2 separate regions of the Homo sapiens genome follow, and region 1 is linked to region 2. A link is an interaction called in ENCODE POLR2A ChIA-PET data of the cell type or tissue named here. Cell type or tissue: HepG2. All regions are shown on one strand. Each heading gives the region's core, and the rest is flanking DNA. Links, peaks and the distances in the headings are about the cores only. Region 1 overlaps RFTN2 (raftlin family member 2). Region 2 holds the start of MOB4 (MOB family member 4, phocein).

The links. Peaks named below come from ENCODE experiments on the same cell type or tissue, not always from the same donor. Only the 100,000 strongest peaks of a DNase experiment are listed, where the experiment ranks them.
Region 1: POLR2A ChIA-PET joins it to region 2 with 14 read pairs; 6 of 35 experiments call an interaction of 5 or more read pairs at or near these places.

What each region holds. Positions count from the first base shown.
Region 1 is chr2:197,611,131-197,616,509 of GRCh38, reverse strand. RFTN2 (raftlin family member 2) reads left to right here. Exons shown (of 9, transcript NM_144629.3): 7 at 531-634. Among named protein-coding and RNA genes, the nearest start is that of RFTN2, 62 kb to the left of the region's middle. In HepG2, for the core only: a CTCF peak has its summit at 1,245 (motif pointing right); DNase peaks (open chromatin) are centred at 1,249 and 2,829; H3K27me3 peaks cover 2,890 bases.
Region 2 is chr2:197,513,198-197,518,576 of GRCh38, reverse strand. All of the region lies in intron 2 of HSPE1-MOB4 (HSPE1-MOB4 readthrough), which reads right to left. MOB4 (MOB family member 4, phocein) reads right to left here and starts at 2,511. Exons shown (of 8, transcript NM_015387.5): 1 at 2,431-2,511. The coding sequence starts at 2,490. RefSeq lists a silencer at 2,453-2,672. In HepG2, for the core only: a CTCF peak has its summit at 2,596; DNase peaks (open chromatin) are centred at 1,916, 2,616 and 3,076; H3K4me3 peaks cover 2,713 bases.

The sequences.
Region 1 (5,379 bases), core at 302-5,301, 98 kb before region 2:
GACCAGCCTGGGCAACATAGTGAGACCCCATCTCTACAAAAAATTTTAAAATTAACCAGGCATAGTGTCATGCACCTGTAGTCCCAGTTACTCAGGCGGCAGAGGCAGGAGAATAGTTTGAGCCCAGGAGATTGAGGTTAAAGTGAGTTATGACTGTGCCACTGCACCCTAGCCTGGATGTAGGAATGAGACCCTCTCTTTAAAATAAAATAAAATAAAATAAAATAAAATAAAATAAAATGCAGATTCCCAGCTCCCCAACCCCATGTATTAAATTTCGAGAACCACTGCCCTAACAAGACCAAAGGAAGGCCCAAACTTCAGACAACGGGATGGAAACCTCTCTCCATTACTAGTGTTTCTAACTTGGTTCAATTATCAGAAGGAAGCAGAGCAGAACATGAAGCCCAGGAAGGCTGCAGCGGATGAAAGTGAACTCCCCTCATCCTAACACGCATCACCCTTTGTTGTAATTGTGTAGTTGGTTGTCTTTGCCATTAGACTATGAGCTCTTATACTTATTCATGCAGGGATGTGAAATCAAAACAGATTATGGCCCTCTGCTGCACACTCTGGCTGAATTCGGATGGCTTCTGACAAGCGTGTTGCCCACACCTGTATTGAGACATGACAGGTAAGGCAAAAGTATCCTTACATACTATCATTTAATTCTAATATATAACTTCATCTGTTAGATAGTTCAATTCAACAAATATTTGTTTAATGCCTACAGAAAACATTACACTGAGCTTCGAATTTGATTTTATGGACCTTAGAGGTTAGTAAATATAGTCCTTGGCATTATAGATGTATAAGCTGTTAGGCTCTGCAGCACATATCCAAAACTGTTCTCACCCCAGCCCACAGCCAGGTTTAGGACACAGTAGGGTTCCAGAGTGAGCAGGATGGAGGAGCGCTTCTGCCACCTCCCCTCCAGTGTGGTGAGTTAGTTCCCCTTGGCACATGGACTTGGTAGCTGTTTCCATTAAAATAAATGCCTACATTAGAACCAAATGCCAATATTTTGTAAGTACTAACTTTCCTTTTCCTTTTCTCCTTTTACTAACTTTCCTGGAAAGGAAAAATTGAATCTTACTTTTTTGAGAGAGGGAAACAGAGACCAAGTAAGTCATTATGTAAAATGCTTTGCTATTCCTGGGACCCAGAGATGTGTCCTCTGCCCGCTTTGGCATCCAGGAAATGACTGACTGCTAAGGCTGTCCTGCCTGGGCAGGTGACTACCTGCAGAGGACAGCACAGTACCAACTAGGCCTTCCCTTTTAGCAGAGTCAATTATGGTTCAACATTCTGAGTGATTTGCAGGTGTGACTAAGGAAAGCAACTTCCCCTTCCTTAGTCTAACCCACTTCACTCACCTTTTCTGGCCTTCCCGGTTTAGCAACTTAGCCCTGTCCAGTATCCCAGTACCCCACAACATTTAAAAACCTTTGATTGGCATGGCTTTATCTGAAAAGCCACACCTTCTTCGGGTAGGGAAAGGAATTAAGGTGGATATAAAGTAAAGAAACTCAAGTTTAAAGAACAAAAAAGGAATGTTTGAAGTAAGCAAAGCAATTAATCTACTTTTCTTCCCAGAGCTCTATAGTAACTGTTCTCAAATTGAGTGATGACTCCTTGAAGCATGATTTCCCAGCCTTTTGTACTCTGTGACATATCTGTCAAATAACAGAATAGTAATAATTCTCAAGATTCAGTCTTCACAAAACAGGAGAATTCCATGACACCCCCGCCCTCAACCTTGCAGGATGTGTGACAGGGGTGTGGCTTGTTTGTTCACCCTCTGCATGCTCAAACCACTTACAGGAGGGGAAGCACACAGATGGGCAGGTGCAGGAGCTGGGGTGAGTGCTGTGGGGCTCCGGCCCCATGGTAGCGTCTAGGGGTGGGTGCCTGTGACTCCCAAAGCCCAAGTAGGCATGTGTTACAGTGATCTTTTAGTTTTGCCATCTGCAGAGGGCTTAAGTGTTAACCAGCTCAGTGTCCTCTCAGTACCTAGGTCCTTGTCCAGCGTCCAGGAAGAACCAAGTTGCACAGGGAATTGAGGACAGTGATTGTGCAGGTTTTATTGAGGGTAGAGGTGGGATGCAGTGGGAAGATGATCATCTTCCGGAGTTTGACCGTCCAGCAGCCGATCTCCTCTCCAACCATCTCCAGCCAAACTCTTCTCAGCATTCAGATGCTCCTTCTCTTATCTCTGCCACGCCATTCTGAATTTTAAATTTTAAAAATCAAATTTAAAAGGCAAAAAGTCAATCAATAAATAAAAATATGTGGAAGCTGTACATGGTTTCTGGCCCTGAAGGATCTTGTGAGCTGGTTAAGCTTACGTTTCATATGTACAAAACAAGGGACTTACATTCTGGTCAGGGCAGATCAAGCTTATGTATTGTGTAATATAATACAGTAACTAATCAAGGGCTAGATGAGGTGTCTTAGTCTATAGGTTCTGTAGGAATATTAAAAAGAAGAGACATTTTAAACTGTCAAAGTTGGATGGGATCATCAAATACTAAAGAGATTAGAGGGCAGCATCATCACTATTTAGCAGATTTCCATTTAGGAAGATGCTACTAACTCTGTATAGAAGATAGCAGAAAAATGTAATTTTAACATTAATTGCCATTATGCAACAAGGCTCACTACAACTCTCAATGTCTACTCTTCTTTTGTATGCCAAGGAGCATTGTGCAATATTGGTGTTTATTTTGTTCCTTTGCATTTTGTAATTTGAGTCCTGCCAAGTGCCTGCAACACAGGAAATATAGGATGAAGGTCATTTGGTAACAAGGATTGTTGGTAAATCTTGTTTATTCTCTGCCTTTTTATTCTTGTGCAAATATACTGTCCCTGTGACAAGTCACATGCTGTTCTTAGCTGCTTCAGTACACACAACGATAGTAATCATGGTCAATGATGTCATCTTTACAAATAAAGAAAAGTGTTATATACAGTTGACCTTGGTCAAAATAGAGGATAGAGCCCGAAGTTTTTAGTCTCTGACACTAGAGGAATGGTTATGAGCTGCCCAGGCTTTGGAGCTAAGCAGATCTTGTTTTAATTATAGCTTCATCATTGTTTAGCTGTATGATTTGGGCAAGTCATCTAACCTTTTTAAGATAAATTTCCTTATCTGAAAAATTGGACAATAATATCAACTTTAGTGGATTATCACTATGACTAAGATAATACACGCAAAGTACCTATACAGGGCCTGGGCATATTAAGCTAATGAATTAGGGCTAATGTTTTGGGACGCAATCCTTAGCAGAACCAAAATTTCTGATAAGTTGAAACCAATGTTCAGGGATGGTAGCTTGGCCTGTCCTAAATCAGGATGTTTCAGAAAATGTAAATACTCTAGTTCACTATATACAAAATCAGCACTGAAGATGACAAGATAATAAAAGCAACAGAAATACATAATGACATTATTAAGATATCTTCTTACACATATTCTCACACCCAGAAAAAAGAATGTCTATCATCATCTTCTTTTTGCGGCCCACATGTCGAAAACATAACTTAAAATTACTGTCAGTGAAAACATTCTTCCTTACATGTGTTTGTCTTATATGCAACAACAGAGTCTTAAGTAATTTCAACATTCTCCCTACTCTTCTGTCACCTAAGCCATACTTGAATGGCCTATATATAAGCTGTTTTTCCCTCACTCAAATATATCCTGTTATTGGATTACATACATACAGTACGTCCCTAGGTTAAAGTTGTTGCTTCAATTACCCTAGGCAATATCACACCACTAGGGTTTAAAGCTGCATTACCATGGAAACGTCATGATGCTGTAATCTTATATCACCACATTATTCCAGAGTTATTGTTGTTGGTCCTGAAAACATGCCAGAATCCCTTCTTAATTGTTATCACTATTAATAATACCAATGGGCTCAATCCTTTTTCCTTCAAGAGTTCAAGGTGAAAGTTGACAGTAACTCTTCAGAGCAAATTTGGTGGAGGACCAAACCAGCTGAGTTAGCAGCTAATATTGTTAAACCACCAAAATAAAGGAGAAGGAGGAGCTAAAGTTCCCTCTGTTTGGCTACCTCAAAACAGCAGCATGGCTCCCCTCTCCAATTCTGGAGTGTGGGCAGGAATGTGCATTGTAACAGGAATCCCAAAGCAATTTTTATGCACTTTCAGAAACACTGAATTCTAACCTTACACTGAGAGAGAGAAAGTGAGGGTAAGGGAGGGGGTGAGAGAGAGAGAACTTTAGAACACAGGATAGAAGAAAGACATGCACTCATTTATATCCAGAAGGCAGAATTTAAAGGCAGGGGACTTTTGGTCCAGCTGAATCAAGTTGTACTATACCAAGAACATTAAAAAACCTCATCCTCAAGTGAACCTAATAGACACCTACAGAACTCTCCACCCCAAATCTACAGAATATACATTCTTCTCAGCACATCACACTTATTCTAAAATTGAACACATGTTTGGAAGTAAAGCACTCCTCAGCAAATGTAAAAGAACAGAAATCACAACAAACTGTCTCTCAGACCACAGTGCAATCAAATTAGAACTCAGGATTAAGAAACTCACTCAAAACTGCACAACTACATGGAAACTGAACACCCTGCTCCTTATTGACTGTTGGGTGAATAACAAAACGAAGGCAGAAATAAAGATGTTCTTTGAAACCAATGAGAACAAAGACACAACATACCGGAATATATGGGACACATTTAAAGCAATGTGTAGAGGGAAATTTATAGCACTAAATGCCCACAAGAGAAAGCAGGAATGATCTAAAATTGGCACTCTAACATCACAATTAAAAGAACTAAAGAAGCAAGAGCAAACACATTCAAAAGCTAGCAGAAGACAGGAAATAACTAAGATCAGAGCAGAAATGAAGGAGATAGAGACACAAAAAACCCTTCAAAAAGTCAATGAATCCAGGAGCTGGTTTTTTGAAAAGACCAACAAAATACATAGACCACTAGCCAGACTAATAAAGAAGAAAAGAGAGAAGAATCAAATAGACGCAATAAAAATGATAAAGGGGATATCACTACCGATCCCACAGAAATACAAACTACTATCAGAGAATACTATAAACGCCTCTATGCAAATAAACTAGAAAATCTAGAAGAAAGGGATGACTTCCTGGACACATACACCCTCCCAAGACTAAACCAGGAAGAAGTTGAATCTCTGACTAGACCACTAACAGGTTCTGAAATTGAGGCAATAATTAATAGCGTACCAACCAAAAAAAGTCCAGGACCAGACGGATTCACAGCCAAATTCTACCAGAGGTACAAAGAGGAGCTGGTACCATTCCTTCTGAAATTATCTCAATCAACAGAAAAAGAGGGACTCCCCCCTAACTCA
Region 2 (5,379 bases), core at 54-5,053:
ACAAAAAAAAAAAACCTCCAGGTGCAATGGCTCACGCCTGTAATCCCACCATTTTGGGAGGCCCAGGCGGGCAGATCACCTGAGGTCAGGAGTTCGAGACCAGCCTGGTTAACATGGTGAAACCCAGTTTCTGCAAAAAATTAGCTGGGCGTGGTGGCACGCGCCTGTAATCCCAGCTACTCGGGAGGCTGAGGCAGAAGAATCGCTTGAACTCGGGAGGTGGAGGTTGCAGTGAGCCGAGATCGCACCATTGCACTCCAGCTTGGGGGCAACAAGAGAGAAACTCTGTCTCAAGAAAAAAACAAAAAAAAGAAAGAAAGAAAGAAAAAGAAAAAAGAAAACCAACTATGTGCCTATATTCCAGTCTAACCAACTTTTTTTTTAATGTAGGAAGATACTCCACCTACTCTCCTATAGTTTTTTGTTTGTTTGTTTGAGACCGAGTTTTGCTCTTGTTACCCAGGCTGGAGTGCAATGGCGCGATTCCGGCTCACTGCAACCTCCGCCTCCCGGGTTCAAGCGATTCTCCTGCCTCAGCCTACCGAGTGGCTGGGATTACAGGCGCCCGCCACCACGCCCAGCTAATTTTTTGTATTTTTAGTAGAGACGGGGTTTCACCGTGTTGGCCAGGCTGGTCTTGAACTCCTGAACTCAGATGATCCGCCTGCCTCCACCTCCCAAAGTGCTGGGATTACAGGCGTGAGCCACCGCACCCAGCCCTCTATTATAGTTTTTAATTTTTTTTCTTTTGACCCAATAGGGAAGGAGATACGGTTCTAAATATATCATTTTAGAACAGATCCATTTCACTAAACGAAATTCATGTGATAAACAAGATAGGACAAACTACGGCGTAAGCAGTCTTTTTCATTTTTTATCCTTTTTCTGTTATATTTTATCTAACAACCTTGATCCATGACAATGTGAAAAAAAAAGACAATAAGTTTTCTTCTATGTGACTTACAGCAACATAGCAAGTATGTTACGATATTAAATATTTTATTTTCTAACCTTTCAAAATTAAGAACTTATGAATAAATGAGATGACTCTCAGAATATGAACAGAAAAGTCTACTTCTGAACATAAAAATGTAATCAGAAACAATGTTTCCACAGAATAAGATGTAAAGGTATCTGAGAAAAGAGCATGAGGAAGAAAAGTGTGGAAACGGTAAAAAGCAAGCATATGTAACGGATAAATTTCCAGTAGTATGAAAACAAAACTGTCAGTAGGAATAACTGACAGCTTAATGTGACTCCAAAATAAGACTTTAAAATTTTCTCTGAAATTCAGCACTAGAAGCAGCTTGTTAAAGAGAACAGGTCACCAGTGAATTAAGAATCAGGAGACTATGTATCCTTGGGCAAATCCACTTAATTCTCTTGGGCTTCAGTTTCCTTATCTGTAACATGAATCTGGGGAGGTAATCAATACCTGTATGCCCCCTTCGAAAGGTGTTCTTTCCATAATTCTGTATAAGAAATTAAAATCTATTCTCAGACATACAATCATAGCTCCACGATTGTTTTGTTTCAATTTTCATTTGCATCACTTTTTAACATTTTATAAACACATCTCTTCCGATTTCAGAGCATCTAGTCTATAGCAAGCCATTTCGGCTAGCAATTAATCAGTTCAAGTCTGGATGCCAATTTTATTTATTTATTTTTAATGTGAGGCATCCCATCTTTTCCAAACCCTAAGAAACAATGCCTAATCAAGCACCAATTTACCACACATAATGCCCTACAAAAAAGCTGACAAAATTATAATCAGTTCATTCTCTGACTATGCTTCACGCATATTAGCAAGGAATGACATCTAACAAGTCACAACTTAGTGATGAAAACTTGCTGGACCAGAGAACAGCTCCAGGGAAAGCGGCAGGGAGAGGTGGTCAAAGGGAAACAAGGAGGAGAATATCGGCACCCGGATCCGGCTAGACAAGCTGGATGGCAGGAAACGGGTAGGTACTTCCCAGGCCAGGTAGGAACTGGACGCCGGGTCGAGGTAGGCTGTGTTTACACCCCCTCCCACCTCAGCGGCCCCGACCTTCAGGAAACCCCGGGGGTCTCCACCAGGCTGGTCGCGCCCCTCCAATGCTAGTCAGCTGGGGCTCAGGGGCAAGGCGAGAAGAAGCCGTTGCTGCTGACAGGCTCGCAGCCCAGGGCTTCGGCAGGCAGGTACCACCAGCAGACCCCACCCGCCCCTCACGCCTACCCCTGGGTCGGAGCTCCGCAGGCCTCACGGCGGCCGCCACCGCCTCAGCCAAATTGAGGGGCTGCAGCTCCGGAAGAGCAGGCCGGGCACCAGTGCCCCAGCCCGCCCGCCTGCCGCCTCGGCCCAACCTCCCCGCAGTGGCGGCCAGCTTCCGGGCGCAGCACTGCTCGGCACCTAGTTGCCCGACAAGAAAAGTGCAGACATGGTACCTGCGCCTTGGTGCCCGGCCTGTTCCGCCTCAGCACTGCCGTCCCCTCCGCCATGACCATAGTGCCAGCGTCTAGGCGGCTGGAGTCGGTACCCGGATGTAGGGACGGCAGCCTGCGCGGGGGGCGGGGCAGAGCGGCGCTCTGCGTCTGGGAGGAGGAGCGGCAGCTGACGGAACAGCTGCAGCCTGCGCCGGGAGCCGTCCGGGTAGAAGCGGGCTAGGCGGAGGGAGAGGGCGAACGAGGAACAGCCGGACGGCGTCGGGTGGCTACTGGCAGGGACTGAGGCACCGGAAGGCGGGCGCCACGAGCCTCTTTGCGAGGGCTGCGGGGCGGTTTGAAAGGTCGTGATCGCAGCGACCGCTGCGGCAGTGTGCACGGCTGCGTTGCACGTTGGTATGGGCTCTCGTTAGTTACACGGGAAGAACGAACTTCGTATAGTGGCGACCGTTTCAGTAAACCCACCTGCAAGCAAATACTTAGAGAACCGTAATTCTGTCCCAGAAGCCACCTAAGGAATCAGGGTAGAAAACAGGCCAGCAGTCTTGGCAAATTCTATAGAACCTGCGTGAAATCGACCCAATCTGAAATCAGACGGGGGATTTGAGTGTCAGTGTTATTTACGCCATCCGGCGACTTCAAAGCCAAGGACTTTTTCAATGACAAGTTTGTTTACGTAGATAAAAGACGCAGATGTCAATTATGTGAGATGAAGAGTGGACATCTGGTTTTGTGCGTTAGGCAGACAGATTTAGCTCGTGTTTTTCAAGTCAGAAGCAGGAGGAGGAAATTAGTAGTCCTTGACAGGTGGTGAGGGTTTTACATCTTACAGGATTCCACATTTCCTTTGTTGCAAATTTTAAGTGTTCTCTCTTAAGAAACCACAGCATTTTCGCAAACTTTTTTTCCTGCTTAGAAACCTTGAATCTTTTATCTGGGGTGAGGGAGGCCTTGGGATAGCAGATGGGAAGACAGTTCAAAAAGTAAAAAACGCATACAGTAGCATGATTTCCAAAAGAAGAAAACATCAAGTGTCCCTAGATAGAAGGTGTATTGAGAATGCTGAGGGAAGGGCCATGTAACAGCTTCCAGAAATGGAATTTGAGAGGAGAGGAGAGGTTGAGTGGGTCTCTAGCTGAGTAATTGTCAGTGACTTAGAACTAGGCATTGAAGGGTTTAACAACAGGAAGTTGGTTCTCTCTGGAAGATGTATTGACTGGTAACTCTTCAAGAATAGGGACTTAATTTTGCCCTCCCAGAACCAGCGTCTACATATGAAAAGATTATTCGTTCAACAGATACTCATTAAGCCCCACTATATGGTAGGCACTAATGTACAAGTATGATAAGGCTCAGTCCTTCACTACAAATTGCCTTGACTCCAGCAACAGAGACGTGCAAATCACAAATTCTTATACAGGTTAAGTACCCCTCATCTTAAAGTTTGGGACCAAAACACTTTCAGATTTCTGATTATTTTGGATTTTAGAATATTTGCATATACATAATGAGATTTCTTGGGGATGGAACCTAAGTTTAAATGTGAAATGCATTTGTTTCCTATACACCTTACACACATAGCCTGAAGTTACTTTTATACAATACTTTAAATAGGCCGGGAGCGGTGGCTCACACCTGTAATCCCAGCACTTTGGGAGGCTGAGGGGGGCAGATCACTTGAGGTCAGGAGTTCCAGACCAGCCTGGCCAACATGGTGAAATCCCATCACTACTAAAAATACAAAAATTAGCCAGGCGTGGCGGCAGGCGCCTATAAAACTTCAAATAATTTTGTGCGTGAAACAAAGTTTTGACTGCAACCGGTCACAGAAGGTCAGGTATGGAATTTTCCACCTGTGGCATCATGTGGATGTTCAAAGTTTCAGATTTGGGAGCATTTCAGATTCTGGACTTTTCAGATTATGGATGCTCAACTTGTATTAAATGCAACGAGAGCCTAGGACAAGTGACACGTAAATGTTGCCTCCCTTAGAGAGATGGGTTGGGTCTATGAGATAGCAGAGTCCCAGGGAGGCCTCTTGGTCTATAGATAACTCGCCTCACTTACTGCAAGGATTACGTTTACATTTCCCAGATTGTGTGATATTTCCCTGAGCTGTAAATAGTCACCTATAGTTGAATGGAATCATCTTCACTTTCTCTTAATTCCAGATTTGTTAAACTGTTTCAACCCATCTGAAACCAACAAAAAACGTGAATGAGTAGGTGTTAAATTCGGGAACAAAATGCACATTCGTTGTTTTTGAAAAGTCCAATAAAGTTGCATTCTGATGTCAACCCTGGCCTTGTTCATAGGAAGGACCTTGTTCTTTAGGGATAGAATGTTTCTAGCTCATAACCTTCACATTTTCATTCCTCTGTCAGCCTGTAGATTACGTACCTCCAAACAAGACAAATTTTATAACTAGGGTTAATTTGTCCGGGGTAGGAGGAGAGAGAAAAGAAAAACAAAAAGCATGATCAACAATAACAGTTACATGAAATACTTGAATATTTCAGGTAAAGGAGGAGTGGAGTGATCTGTTTAAAGGCAATATGCACCAGTAGGAATAGCTCTGGACTGGGATTCGGAAAATCTAGATTCTCTTGCCTGTTAACTGTTAAGACATTGAACAAGCTATCAAATAAATGTTTCTTCATGTGTAATGAAGATTGTGCATAGCAGTTCTTTCCCTCTGCCCCATAAAGTATGAAAGCAAGCATAAAATTAAATATGGAACCTTGAAGCTTTAGAAGAAAATATTTTATAAAGCCAAAGTATCATAAGTAATTTCAAATTATCCATGAGCTTCAAATCATTGACACATTAAAAAAAATTATCCAATAAAAATTCACTTTGGGGAATTTTTAAATCCAAATAAAAGAGTTAATGCAGGCCATGTGCGGTGGCTCAAGCCTGTAATCCCAGCACTTTGGGAGGCCGAGGTGGGCG